2 separate regions of the Homo sapiens genome follow, and region 1 is linked to region 2. A link is a contact called in ENCODE Hi-C or POLR2A ChIA-PET data. All regions are on one chromosome and are shown on one strand. Each heading gives the region's core, a stretch centred on a gene start or an enhancer-like site at or near the end of the contact. The rest is flanking DNA. Distances are from core to core; before and after follow the strand shown.

Evidence for each region. A loop is a pair of places that touch in the nucleus more often than their neighbours do. ChIA-PET counts read pairs that join two places held with the same protein, here RNA polymerase II (POLR2A). Pooled maps may share reads with other maps.
Region 1: a loop to region 2 is called in a pooled map, with 2.4 times the contacts of the local background. The contact joins two enhancer-like sites. A Hi-C loop is called at or near these places in 1 of 50 pooled maps. POLR2A ChIA-PET finds 5 or more read pairs at or near these places in 4 of 52 experiments (HEK293, T-cell, activated CD8-positive, alpha-beta T cell and 1 more).

What each region holds. Positions count from the first base shown.
Region 1 is chr9:91,902,433-91,908,550 of GRCh38, forward strand. All of the region lies in intron 1 of ROR2 (receptor tyrosine kinase like orphan receptor 2), which reads right to left. Among named protein-coding and RNA genes, the nearest start is that of ROR2, 45 kb to the right of the region's middle. RefSeq lists enhancers at 3,224-3,787, 3,737-3,846, 5,617-6,118. Within about 2 kb of position 3,756, at least 5 of the 41 ENCODE cell types and tissues checked have a DNase peak (open chromatin) inside an H3K27ac peak, as active enhancers do.
Region 2 is chr9:91,709,713-91,715,949 of GRCh38, forward strand. No RefSeq gene overlaps it. Among named protein-coding and RNA genes, the nearest start is that of MIR3910-2, 76 kb to the left of the region's middle. RefSeq lists a silencer at 4,915-4,964. Within about 2 kb of position 4,704, at least 11 of the 41 ENCODE cell types and tissues checked have a DNase peak (open chromatin) inside an H3K27ac peak, as active enhancers do.

The DNA of each region.
Region 1 (6,118 bases), core at 2,506-5,005, 190 kb after region 2:
GGCCTTCCCACGCCTCAGGCCCCTACTGAAAACAGATCTCAAAAGCAGTTCCCGATGGGGAGCTGGGTGGTCGTGGCTGTGAGCCGCCTGAGACCTCCTGAACTGCCAAGGATCTCCGTTAACACCAAGGGCCCTCCTTGGGCGACCCTGCCCCCACCCCCAACAGACACCATGGGGCCCTCCCTGAGACATCCAGCATCAGTTGGAGAGCTCAGTCTCAACTGAAGCAACAAGAAAGGGACACTGTTAAGCTCACTGTAAGAAGAAACCGCTTCATCAGCATGGAGTTAATATGTAAACATTTTATCTGCACTGGCAAAACAAATGACTATTTAAAAACCATATCCTTAGGAATGGAAATCTGACACATGCTGCAACATGGATAAGCCTCGAAGGCATGCTAAGGGAACCGGGCCAGTCACAGAAGGACATAGACTGCATGTTCCACTTCTACAAGGTCCCTAGGGTGGTCAAATGCATAGAAACAGAAGGTAGAATCGGTGGCTGCCAGGGTCTGGGGGAGGAGATGGGGGAGGCATTATTTAATGGGTGCAGAGTTTCTGTCGGGGATGATGAAATGAGTTCTGTGGATGGCGGTGATGGTTGCAAAACAATATGAATGCATTTAATGCCACCAAACAATACTTATGATGGTAAATTCCATGATATGCATATTTTACTATGATAAAGAAAAAAATACATATACTTAAACAAAAGCAAATAAAAAAAATACATGTTCTCCCCTAAAGTATGAGTGCATGGAAAATTAAAACTGCCACATCCAGAGAGCAACAGGATTTTTTTTCTGTGCCCCTGACTGCAGTCGGCCCAGGAGGAACCCAGATAGATGCTGCATGGAGGGGTCTCAGATGCCCACACCCCAACCCGCTGGCTTCCCCTGCCCAAGAAAGTCTGGGAAGGGTGATCTGCTCCAGTTCTTCCCATCGGGCATCAACTCACTTCTACAACACAAGCCCCCAAAATAAATGGAAATGAGGCTGCTGGAGTGGTCTGTGGCCCCAAGAAGTCGATTCGTTGTGTCTTTTTTTTTTCTCCTCAAGTCAAAACTTAAGCCATTCCTACATCTCCAAATTCTTCCATGGAGTATTTTCAAGGCAGACACTTCTGGAACAAACAACCCCAACCTAAATATTTTCTGTAAAGGGAAGAACAAAGATTTTCTCCTAAACCAGCCCCTAAGTCAGCAAATGGGAAGTGGTTTCCCCACATTCTCAACATCCCCAAAGGGACAACTGCCCACCCCTTCCCGGTGAGCATTCGACAACTCTGTAGACAAAGAGGAACAAAAACAAACGCAATTGGCTTGAGACGGGGTTTACTAGGAGCTCATAAAAATACCTCAGACTGGGGTCGTGGAGAGAGTCCACGGCAATAAAATGCCCATACTTATTTTACGTATTTAAAGGGATATTGCTGCATTCTCAAAACAATATCCATTTAATTTCCAAAAATACAGTCAGTGAACAGCTGAAATATTTTTAAAGGAGAGTGGTTTTAGATATTCAAAGAAACATGTGAACCATCCCACAAGGTAGGAATCACTGCCCTGACAGGTCATCCTTTTTTTTGATTTTTTGTTTTTGTTTTTGTTTTTTTTTGGGGGGGGGGACAGAGTCTCGCTCTGCCGCATAGGCTGGAGTACAGTGGTAGGATCTCGGCTCACTGCAACCTCCACCTCCCAGGTTCAGGCAATTCTCCTGCCTCAGCCTCCCGAGTAGCTGGGATTACAGGCATGCACCACCACACCCGGGCCCAGGTCATCCTTTTTTAACCACAAAGCCAGATTTGGCACCAGGGATCATGGAAGGATCCCGGGGTGAGGAGGTTCCTCAGATCAGAAACTCAGAGCTCCCTGCCTCCATTGTGCCTTGTTCACCTGACCTGAGGATGCCACAAGTTTAGCGGGTGGAGCCCACTGCCCTCCTAGCACCAAGAGCCCAAGAATGTTCCAGTCAGGCGGGCTCAGTCCATAAAGGGCTGGAAGGCCCAAGGGCTGGGGTAGGGAGCGGTAGGACCTGCGCCACGACCAACAGGCCATCGCCCTGGAGAAAAGCCATCCAGTCACAGCCTGGAGAGACCAGGCAGAGGGTGGCCCAGCCTTGTGGAGCAAGGAAGTGGAATCAGGCTTCAGGCCCATGGTGGGGGTGCCTTGGCGCTTGGAGCAGCCACCAACACTATAGGAGGGCACCCAGTGGCAGGCAGCAAGACACACAGGATGTCCCTTCCAGGCTGTAAAGATCCCATCTCCACCCCAGCGCCCTGGCTCCTACGCTCCACTGCTGGCTTTGGAGGCCTCCTCGACTCTGCCACCCGTGGCCTCAGGAACCTCTGGTTCCAAGTTAATGAGGCAAAGCCTCCAAAAAGGGAAAAAACAAACTGCTCATCACTCATTATTGCCTCCATTCTGGCTTACTACCTGGGACGGCTCCAAGGTGCACAGCTGCAGAACACACGTGTGCGCACACACACCACACACACAGCACATACACCACACACAAGACATACACAAATGTCACATGCCACACAACATACAATACACACAACACATACCACACAACATATACCACACACAAAAACGTAACATATACGCAAACATCACACCACACAGACATACAACATATACCACACACAGCACATACACAAAACTCATACACCACAAACCACATATCACACACACACCCCCCACACAAATATCACACATGCAAGACACACCACACAACACATACCATACACAACACATACACAAACACCACATATACACCAAACACCACTCAACACAAACACCACATACAACACATACACAAACATCACACACCACACAAATTCAGCACACACAATACCACACACCAGACACACCACACACATACAATCATACCACACAACACATACACAACCATCACACACCATACACACAAGACACACAACACATACCACACACACAGAGAGACAAAAACTATACAAATGTCACATCACACAAAGATGACAACACAACCCAACACACAACACATACCACACACAACAAAGACACAACACATACCACATACACGACATACACAGACATCACACACTACACACAACCCAACATACACAGACACAATACAACACATACACAAACATACAACACATACACAAACATCACACATGCCACACACAACACATATACAGATGCCCCCAACACACATAAACACACATAACACACACGTACACCACACATACACTCCAAAATCTGTTTTTCTTTTTAGAAGACCACAAACCCCACTACATGGTAGATAAATGGGGGTGGGGGGAGGGGCCATCACACTCTTTAGGGAGAGAAAATAGAAATTAAAGCAAATTTGAAAGCCCAAGAACTAAGAGAGGGAGCCAATCAACTTTTTTTTTTTAAGAGCTAAGAGCAGAGCCTCTCCTGGGGAATTCTTGATCCCAGTGGAAGATTACATATTAAAGAAAATGCAGAAAATTACAGACTACATTTATGTGCAACCCTGAATTGGTGGTTTTAAGAAACTATTATTAATGAAGAAGCAAAAACACCCCTTAAAGAGAATTCTTTGAAAAAAAAAAACCACACACACACACAGAGTAATAATTGCTGAGCAGGCATAATAAAGTTAAACTCAGAGGGTTTTTAAACCACACCAAAACCCTGAGAGGCGTCAGCGTCCCTGAAGCTCCCGTGGCCAGGCTGTGACCACAACTCCGCCTGCAGAAGGAGGTGGCAGGGCTGAGGGGGAGAGCAGCGTGCACTCGCAGCAGCCATGCAGGTCACCCAGAGGGGCTGCACGACAGAGCAGGACTGGACAATTCTGTGCCCAGTAGGATACCTGGAATGACAAACTGCCCGTTCATAAGGAAAATTCTACCCTGACCCACAGAACAAGATCTCTGCATGGCAGCCTCTGAGGAAAGTCTGCGCATTTGAGGAAAACGAAACCTTAAAGGGTGGCTCTGCCGTCTCAGCTCCCAGGAAACCCACAGCACCCTTCTTAGTGGCACATGGTCACAGGCTGCCACAAGTCCACTGCAGGTAGAGTCTTAGCTCCCGCCAAGGGTCTTCTGCAAGCAGAGAATGCCCCTCAATTCTCTGACCTTCCAAGAGCCACCTCCACCATTCATTTCCCCTTCATTCATGGAATTCAAGAAAATCCCCTCGGTTTTGTTCTTTCGTTGTTGTTATTTTCTTAAGTCATGGTCAATGACCGTTGCATTATTAAGGGGATTTCATCTATCCTTTTTGGTCTTTATTTTCTATTAATCTTTTTCATTATATTTTAGAAACGTTTTGGTTTGCAGTAGCTGGAGGGAGAACCTGCTACATAGTTCTGCACCACGGACAGTCTGAGAAGCACCAAGGACTTCCAAGGTCCAGGCTCCAGCTTTAGAGCGCCTAGAACTCAGTGGATTCAGGTTTTCAGGCTTTTATATTTTTCTAATTGTGGTAAACAGTATACCATAAAAGTTGCCATCTTCGCCACTTTTAAGTGGACGGTTTGGTGGCGGTGGGAACATTCACTGTGTTGTGCAGGATCACCACTCTCCACCCCCAGCACACTTTACATCTTGCAAAATTGAAACTCTGTCCCCATTAAGCACTAACTCCCCATTGGATTTCATCTATCTTTTTTTTTAATTGAGGGAGACAAATTGGCAGGGGGCTGTCTCACAGCAGCGTATGAAATCCGTTAAAATAAGAAATCTGCATAATTGTCTTAAGTGATAAACAGGAAGCCATTTGTTCCAGGTGAAAAGCCCCTTCTTTACATTCTCAATGGCTCTGCATATAATTTTTCCCCCTGTACAATGGCATGCAGCCCCCAGACTCCTCCTCACATTAACAGGCAGGACAGTGCTGATGACCTGGGAGGCAACACACATGGGAATGTCCTTCCCAAACCAAATGGACACAGCTGTGTCCAAAATCCACCAGCAAAAGGAAATGAAGCACTGCCTCTCCTGAGTTCCTGGGGCAAGGGGATCTGGGTGACTGCCTTGCCCAATTTCTTTTTAGGATATCAGCACGTTAAACCCTAAGTTTCTTTCGTTATCACTGAAGTGGGATTCTGCACAGTGAAAAAAGGTGATATTTTTAAAAGGGGGATCAAAATTGAGTCAATTAAGTCATCTTTCTGAGAAAGCCACACCCTGAGCAGCTACAGGAAGGGCCTCCTCTGCTGGGAAACCTGGCGCTTCCCACTCACTGCAATGTCTACAAAGGGGGCTGGCTTCCCAAATTCCTGAGATCTATCCTCCAAAATCCATTCCTTAAACAGAAGGCATATTATCAGGATACCTCATACTTAACAGGAGCATTTCTCTTCCCAGTGGACCCAAGAATGCAGTAAATTGAGTCATGAGCTTCCTGCCTCACAAGGTCTTCAGGTTACCCAGCTGCAGCGTGGATCGGATGCTGCCCCACCCCAGGTCAGCTTGGCCACCCCACACCCAGGGCCACCCTACATGACTGCCTCCAGGTGGGCACAGGGCAAGGGGCCAGAATAAAGGGAAAGGTGACTATCTGGTCTTCAGGGAAACATCCAGGACTTGTGATGACACTAATTGTTGTGGGAAAGAACTTCCTTTGGGAACTGCAAATGCCGCAAAACCCTATGACAAAAAGTTGGATAAGATAGAGAGTGGAATCCAAACTGAGTCTGGAGGCACAGGTGACACAGCTGTATTATCAATGGGGGGAGGGAGGAGTTGAAAGCAACTCCCTGGTTTCCATCTTGGTCACATGGTGAGTGGTGGGGACGCTATCTATGCCAGGAAGGGCTCCAAGGGAGACAATGGGACACGTTTGTATTTAAAGCTGTGCCTGGGGCACCCGCAGCACATCCAGCTTGAGATGTTTTAGTAGCAACTGACAGAAAACATCAATCAGAACATCTCCTGACCATGCAACTCAGAAGGCCTTTTAAAATGTAATAGTAAAAACATAACGTTTTAATGACTTTTTAACAAGCAGGCTTAGTATCAGTTATCTTAACAAACACCCATCTAGCACTTTCTGCAAGTCAAGTGCTGGCTCTAAGGACCTTATAACCATTAACTCATTTAATCCCCAAAACAACAACCCCAGGAGGTAGATAGGGACCAG
Region 2 (6,237 bases), core at 3,454-5,953:
CACTCTGGGAGGCCGAGGCAGGTGGATCACCTGAGGTCAGGTGTTTGAGACCAGCCTGGCCAACATGGTGAAACCCCGTCTCTACTAAAAATTCAAAAATTAGCTGGGTGTGGTGGCGTACACCTGTAATCCCAGCTACTTGGGAGGCTGAGGCTGGAGAATCCCTTGAACCTAGGAGGCGGAGGTTGCAGTGAGCCAAGATTGTGTCACTGCATTCCAGCCTGGCCTGGGCGACAGAGTAAGACTCTGTCTCGAAAAAAAAAAAAAAAAAAGTTACTGATTCTGATTGAAACGTGTCCTCACCACTCTAGTGTCTGGCTTTGGCAGATGGTCACCTGGCATTTGGCAGTGGAACTCACGGAAGGATTAACTTCTGACAGAGCACCAGCACCCAACATGCACCCCATTTCATCCCGTATCAGTATTGGTGTCCTACTTTTTAATCCAAATGAAAACTAATGCAGACATTTTTACTTGGTGTAAGAGAAGTCGCCTTCAAAAGTTCAATAATTTAACTTCATGGTAGGAGGGAAGTGCAGGAAAAGTGTTTTACTTTTCTTCTGCACATGTGAATTCATGCGCACGGTCACCAAGACCTGTGACCACAAAGCCTTGTGTGAGGGCTTTATTACTTGGCTGCACTTGAAGCCAAGTTAGGGGGAGAAAGGAGGGGCTTCCGGTGAAACACGAAACTTTGTTCCCCTGACTTCCATCTGTGGACATAGATTGTGAGAAGAAAATCAACTTGAGTTCGAGAAAAGCAAAACAGTATCAAAAAACAAATCAAAACAAAGGTAAATAAAGGTAAGACGCAGAGAACAAGAAAAGCAGATAGGATCACGCTGGCACCGCAAGAACACACAAAGATGGTAACTGCAACCATCGAGCCCACACTCGGCTAAGTCAGGTAAGGTGGCAGGTTAATGTTTGGTGCACAAGAATGTTCACTATGACATTAGAAGAGCAACAGTTTAGAAACAGCCTAAATGCTAAAAAATTTAGAGGTGGAGAATTTTATTTACCAGAAATTCACAATGAGGATTTTTAGAAAGAAAACCAGTGAACAAATAATTGCACTCCTTGGGGTAGAAGAGAAACTTGTGTGCGTGTGTCTGTGTGTGTGTGGTGTGTGGTGTGTGATGTGTGGGTGGTGTGTGTAGGGTTTGTCTGGTGTGTGTGTGTTGTGTGGTTTGTGTGTGTGTGGTATATGTGCTGTGTATGTGCATTTGTGTATATGATGTGTTTGGTTTGTGTGTGGAATGTATGTATATATGTATGTTTGTGTGATGTGTGTTTTTGTGTGAGGTGTGTATGGTGTGTATGTGTTTGTGTGTGGTGTGTGTGTGTGAGGTGTGTGTTTGGTGTTTGTGGAGTGTATGTATGTGATATGTGTGTGGAGTGTATGTGTATGGTGTGTGTGATGTGTGTAGTATGTGAGGTGTGTGTGTGGTGCATGTTTGCGGTGTGTGGTGTGTGATGTGTGTGGTGTATGTGTGTGGTATGTGAGGTGTGTGTGTGGTGTTTGTGGTATGTGTGAGGTTGTGTGAGGTGTGTGGTGTATGTGTGGATGGTGTGTGAGTTGTGTATGTGATGTGTGGTGTTTCTGGAGTGTTTGTGTGTGTGCACATGTGTGTGCTGTATGTGTGGTGTGTGTGTGTAATTTGTGTGCGAGGTGTGCAAGGTGTGTGTGTTATCTGTGATGTGTATGTGGCGTGTGTGATATGTGAGCGGTGTGTATGGTATGTGTGAAATGTGTGGTGTGTATATGTTATGTATGTGTCTCTGGTATATGAGGTGTGTGTGTGTAGTGTGTGTGTGGTGTGGGTTGATGTGGTGTGTATGTGTGTGGTGTGTGCAAGATGTGTGTGGTGTGTGTGGTGTGTGTGTATAAGTGTGCATGTGAATGTGTATATGGTGTGTGTGTGAATGTGTGTGGTGTTTGCAGAATACGTGTCTGTGTGTGGTGTATGTGTGTATGAGTCTGTATGGTGCTGAAGGTGTGTGTGGTGTGTAAGTGTGTGTGGTGTGTGTGGAATGTGTGTGGGGGTGTGGGTGTGTGCAGTGTGTATGAGTGTGTGGTGTGTGTGGTGTATGTGTGGTGTGTGTGTATGAGTGTGTGTGGTGTGTGTGGAACGTGTGTGTGGGTGTGGGTGTGTGTGGTGTATGTGTATGTGTGGTGTGTATGTGTATGGGTATGTGTGGAATATGTGTGGGTTGTGTGTGTGGTGTATGTGTATGGGTGTGTGTGTGGTATGTGTGGTGTCTGTGTGGAATGTGTGTGGTGTGTATGTGTATGGGTATGTGTGGAATGTGTGTGGGGTGTGTGTGTGGTGTATGTGTATGGGTGTGTGTGTGGTATGTGTGGTGTGTGTGAAATTGTGTGTGTGGTGTATGTGTATGAGTATCTGTGTATGTGTGTGGGGACAATTATTTATGGAGCACCTACGCTCTTCACCAGCAGTGAACACAAGAGAGGGGGAAACCCTGCTCTGGGGACGTCACCTCCCATGATGCCATTCGCAGTTGGGGACCAACTTCCTCCATTTGTGGCTTTCACTCTGAGAATGCCTCAACACGCAGGTTTCTCCACCGATTGGTATTTACACCCCCCACTTTAAACTGCTTTCCTGCCCTTTTTTCTGGCTGTGACTAGAATTATTTTTAGGGAAAAGAGAGAAGGATCTGGATGAATGAATTAATTAGAATTCATTTTCTAGTGGCATTTCTCCCAGTTCCTTCATTTCTGCTTGAAGGACAATTAAGGGTTCCGGTGTGGCTAATCATGTGGATTAAGAGTGGCTTCTTGTCTCCCATACAAATCCAAATGACTCACCACCAGTCATTTTTCCCGCTTTCTATGATCCTGAGATCCTAACTTCACTAACTGGGAAGTTACAGTTTTCAGAGATGCATTTTTTTTTTAAATAATGAGAGTGACTTTCTCAGTTTTATGTTACACTCTCTTGGCAAATAAGCTGCCTGTGCTGCTGTAGCCTGCACATTTTTGTTTGCAGTTAAAGAGGATGAAGAAGCCATCACCGGGTTCAGGTGCAGACACCTTTTTAGATGATTCTTAGTTACAGTGATTTTTAGAGGCACAGTTGATGACTAGTGGAAAGGCTTTCCGACCAGACTCTTTAAACTACCCACTCAGGCCAAGGAATCCCCCTCACCAGCTGCGTTTTCCTCAGGGAACTGAGCTTCCCAACCCTGTAGAATGTACTTCCCTTCCCTTCATGTGTCTGTTTGGTTCTCTGCCCCATCCCTGTGCCCAGAATAGCACCAGGCCTCCAGCAGACTGAGATCTCCATCTGTGGTCCAGGTTAATCTAATAATCTCACATCGGATCAGTTTGACCATCGGGATTTCTGTGGTCTAGTCTCTAATACCGCATGTCTGCATTTGGGATAGAGCATTTCACCCACAATTTAACCAAAAAATGCTGTTCCAAATAATCGTGTTGGCCACAGTATATTAAACACGCAGCTTTCCTAATAAGCACTTTAGTTTTCTTGCACATACAAGGAAGAGATTGGGTTTTTATATAGACTAGGTTATTTCAGCAAAAAAAAAAAAAAAAAATCCCGAAGGGATAATCAAGTTAATACAATTTGTTAAAAGGGAACACTACATGTGCAATGAGTTTGCATATTTATAGAACCCACATAATAAAGCCAGCTTTTACCAGATCACTTTCCCTTGTAAACATGGTCAATTGTATCTTGTAGGAAAGAAATGTAACAGTTATGTTAAACTAATGAAGTTCACATTGAAAACTATTTTAGGTAACTAGAAGTTTACTCTTACTGCATAATAACTAAAACTCGAAGAAAATTTACCTGAAATTAAAAAAGAAAAGCGTTGCTCGCTTTTATGGGACCACTTGCCTTAGAGAGGGAGCCCCCACAACACGTGAGTCTCCTCCCACCCCGTCCATGGACCTCCGTGCCAGCAGAGAGCAGCTCTTATATATGAATATGTGTAGTGTGTATGGAACGTGGTGTGTGTATAGTATATGTGTATATGAGTGTGTATCTGTGTGTGGGAACAATTATTTATGGAGCGCCTCTCTGTGCTGGGGACCAGCAGTGAACACAAGAGGGAGAAACCCTGCCTTAGGGACCTCACCTCCCACGATGCCACCTTCGCAGGTGGGGACTGACTTTCTCCATCTGTGGCTTTCACGTACCTCGACACACACATTTGTCCAGGGACTGGTATTTATGCTACCCCCCCCCCCCCTTCTTAAACTGAAGGACCTTTTTCTGGCTGTGAACTAAAATTACTTTTAGGGAAAAAAGAAAGAGAACCCTTGTGAACATGGTCAATTGTATTTTGTAGGAGAGAAACGTAACATTTATGTTAAGCGAATGAAGTTCACATTGAAAACTATTTTAGGTAACTAGAAGTTTACTCTTACTGCGTTATTAAAACTTGAAGAAAATTTACCTGAAATTATAAAAAAATTAAATTTTTGAAATTAAAAAATATTTTTTAAAAAATTAAACTTCAATTTTAAAGTTAAATTAAAATTTAAATATTTTTAATTTTAAAATTAAAAATTCAGAGCCCGCGAGCACAGCAGACAGGCACCAGCTCCCAAGCAAGAACAGCAGCGAATCAACATTTACTCCGAAAAAAAAAAAAAAAAAAACCCTTTCAGAACAGTTTGTGCTCCTGTTCAGCCCAGGAGACGTCGTTCCTGCTTTTACGCGGCGCCATGTCCTTCTTGGCGTACACTTGGCAAAACAGAATGAGAACTGTAGGTCGATAGAGAGACCTCCCTCCCTCTCGCCGGACCCCTCCCTCTCGCCGGACCCCTCCCTCTCGCCGGACCCCTCCCTCTCGCCGGACCCCTCCCTCTCGCCGGACCCAACTGGGTAGGGCGAGGAGCCAGGGGTGGGCGGGGAGGCGCCTGCGGGGAGGTCTGGAGCACGCCCGAGGCCAGGAGGAGGCGGAGCCGTAGCGAGCGTATGAAGGGAGGACCTGAGCTAAGGACCCGCGCCCGCCCGGGGGTTCCAGCATGCGGGGGAGTGGTCCCAGAGGAAGACAGGTCATTCCAGGGCCCCTAACCTTTTCTGCACCTTGGACCCATTTGGACTTGGGTCTCTTCTCAGGGTATAATTTCATAACACAAAAAATAAAACACAAACTTCAAAGATAACATCTAATATTAAAATTATCAAAATATTTAAAAAATAACATTGGGATGTGTTATCATTTGTGTGCTTCTGTATTAACTCAATAACAAGATTTTGCAGCGGGCCCAATAATGTGTGTTATTGTCAAGCAGTGATGAGCGAAATAGAATTTCTAGTATCGGCCACAACTGCAAAGTGACATGAAAATAACCAGTGTTTAGTGGCGACCAGCCACCCATAATAGCAATACGTCTCTGGGTTTTTTCCCTATGTGTATAATAAGGGAAATGCTACATCGCAGTTCTGAATGAAATGTAGGTTAGTGATTTTTTTTTTCCCAACCCAAGTTCCCAGGCAGAACTATGAGGGTCTTGGCAGAACCGTGGGGGTCTTGGGCTCTGCGACTGAGGAAAGATAGAGTCTTCAGGTGAAGGAAGAGCTCTGCCTCCAAAGAAAGAGTGCAGCCACTGGGAATCACAAGCTGCAGAGGAACGCAGGTACCAGATGTCCTGGTGTGCCCACGATGGAGGCGGCAGGCTTTCGCCCTTTATCTAATGCTATGAGCGTGGGCCTCATCAGCTGCCACAGCTGCGCTCTGGCTGAGGCATCACTCAGCAAATACTGCTTTCTCAGGAAGACCTATTCTGTTTTTTGTTTTTGTTTTTTGTTTTGTTTTGTTTTGTTTTTTACAGTATTTCCTGTTTAATAACCTGCCTCCAGAGAGTAGGGATGGTGTTCCCCAGCTTGTTCACCACTGAACCCAGCCTGTGCCCAAGAAGCATTTGTTGAATGGCTGTGTGGACAAATAAATAAATGAAGGGCATTTGATGAGAATTCATAAACTATTCATAGAACTTTCTCTGTGACTGCAATCCTTTCATCTAAGTAATGTTTTCCTCAGATATTCTTAAAAGTACATGGCTCTCATTCCACACCCACTGAGATGGCTATATATACAGTACATAAGGCAGATAATAACCAGTGCTGGTGAGGATGTGAAGAAACTGGAGGCCTCATTCATTGCTGGTGGGAAGGTGAAATGGTGCAGCCACTATGGAAAATAGTTTGGAAGTTTCTTAAAAAGATAACAAATGCC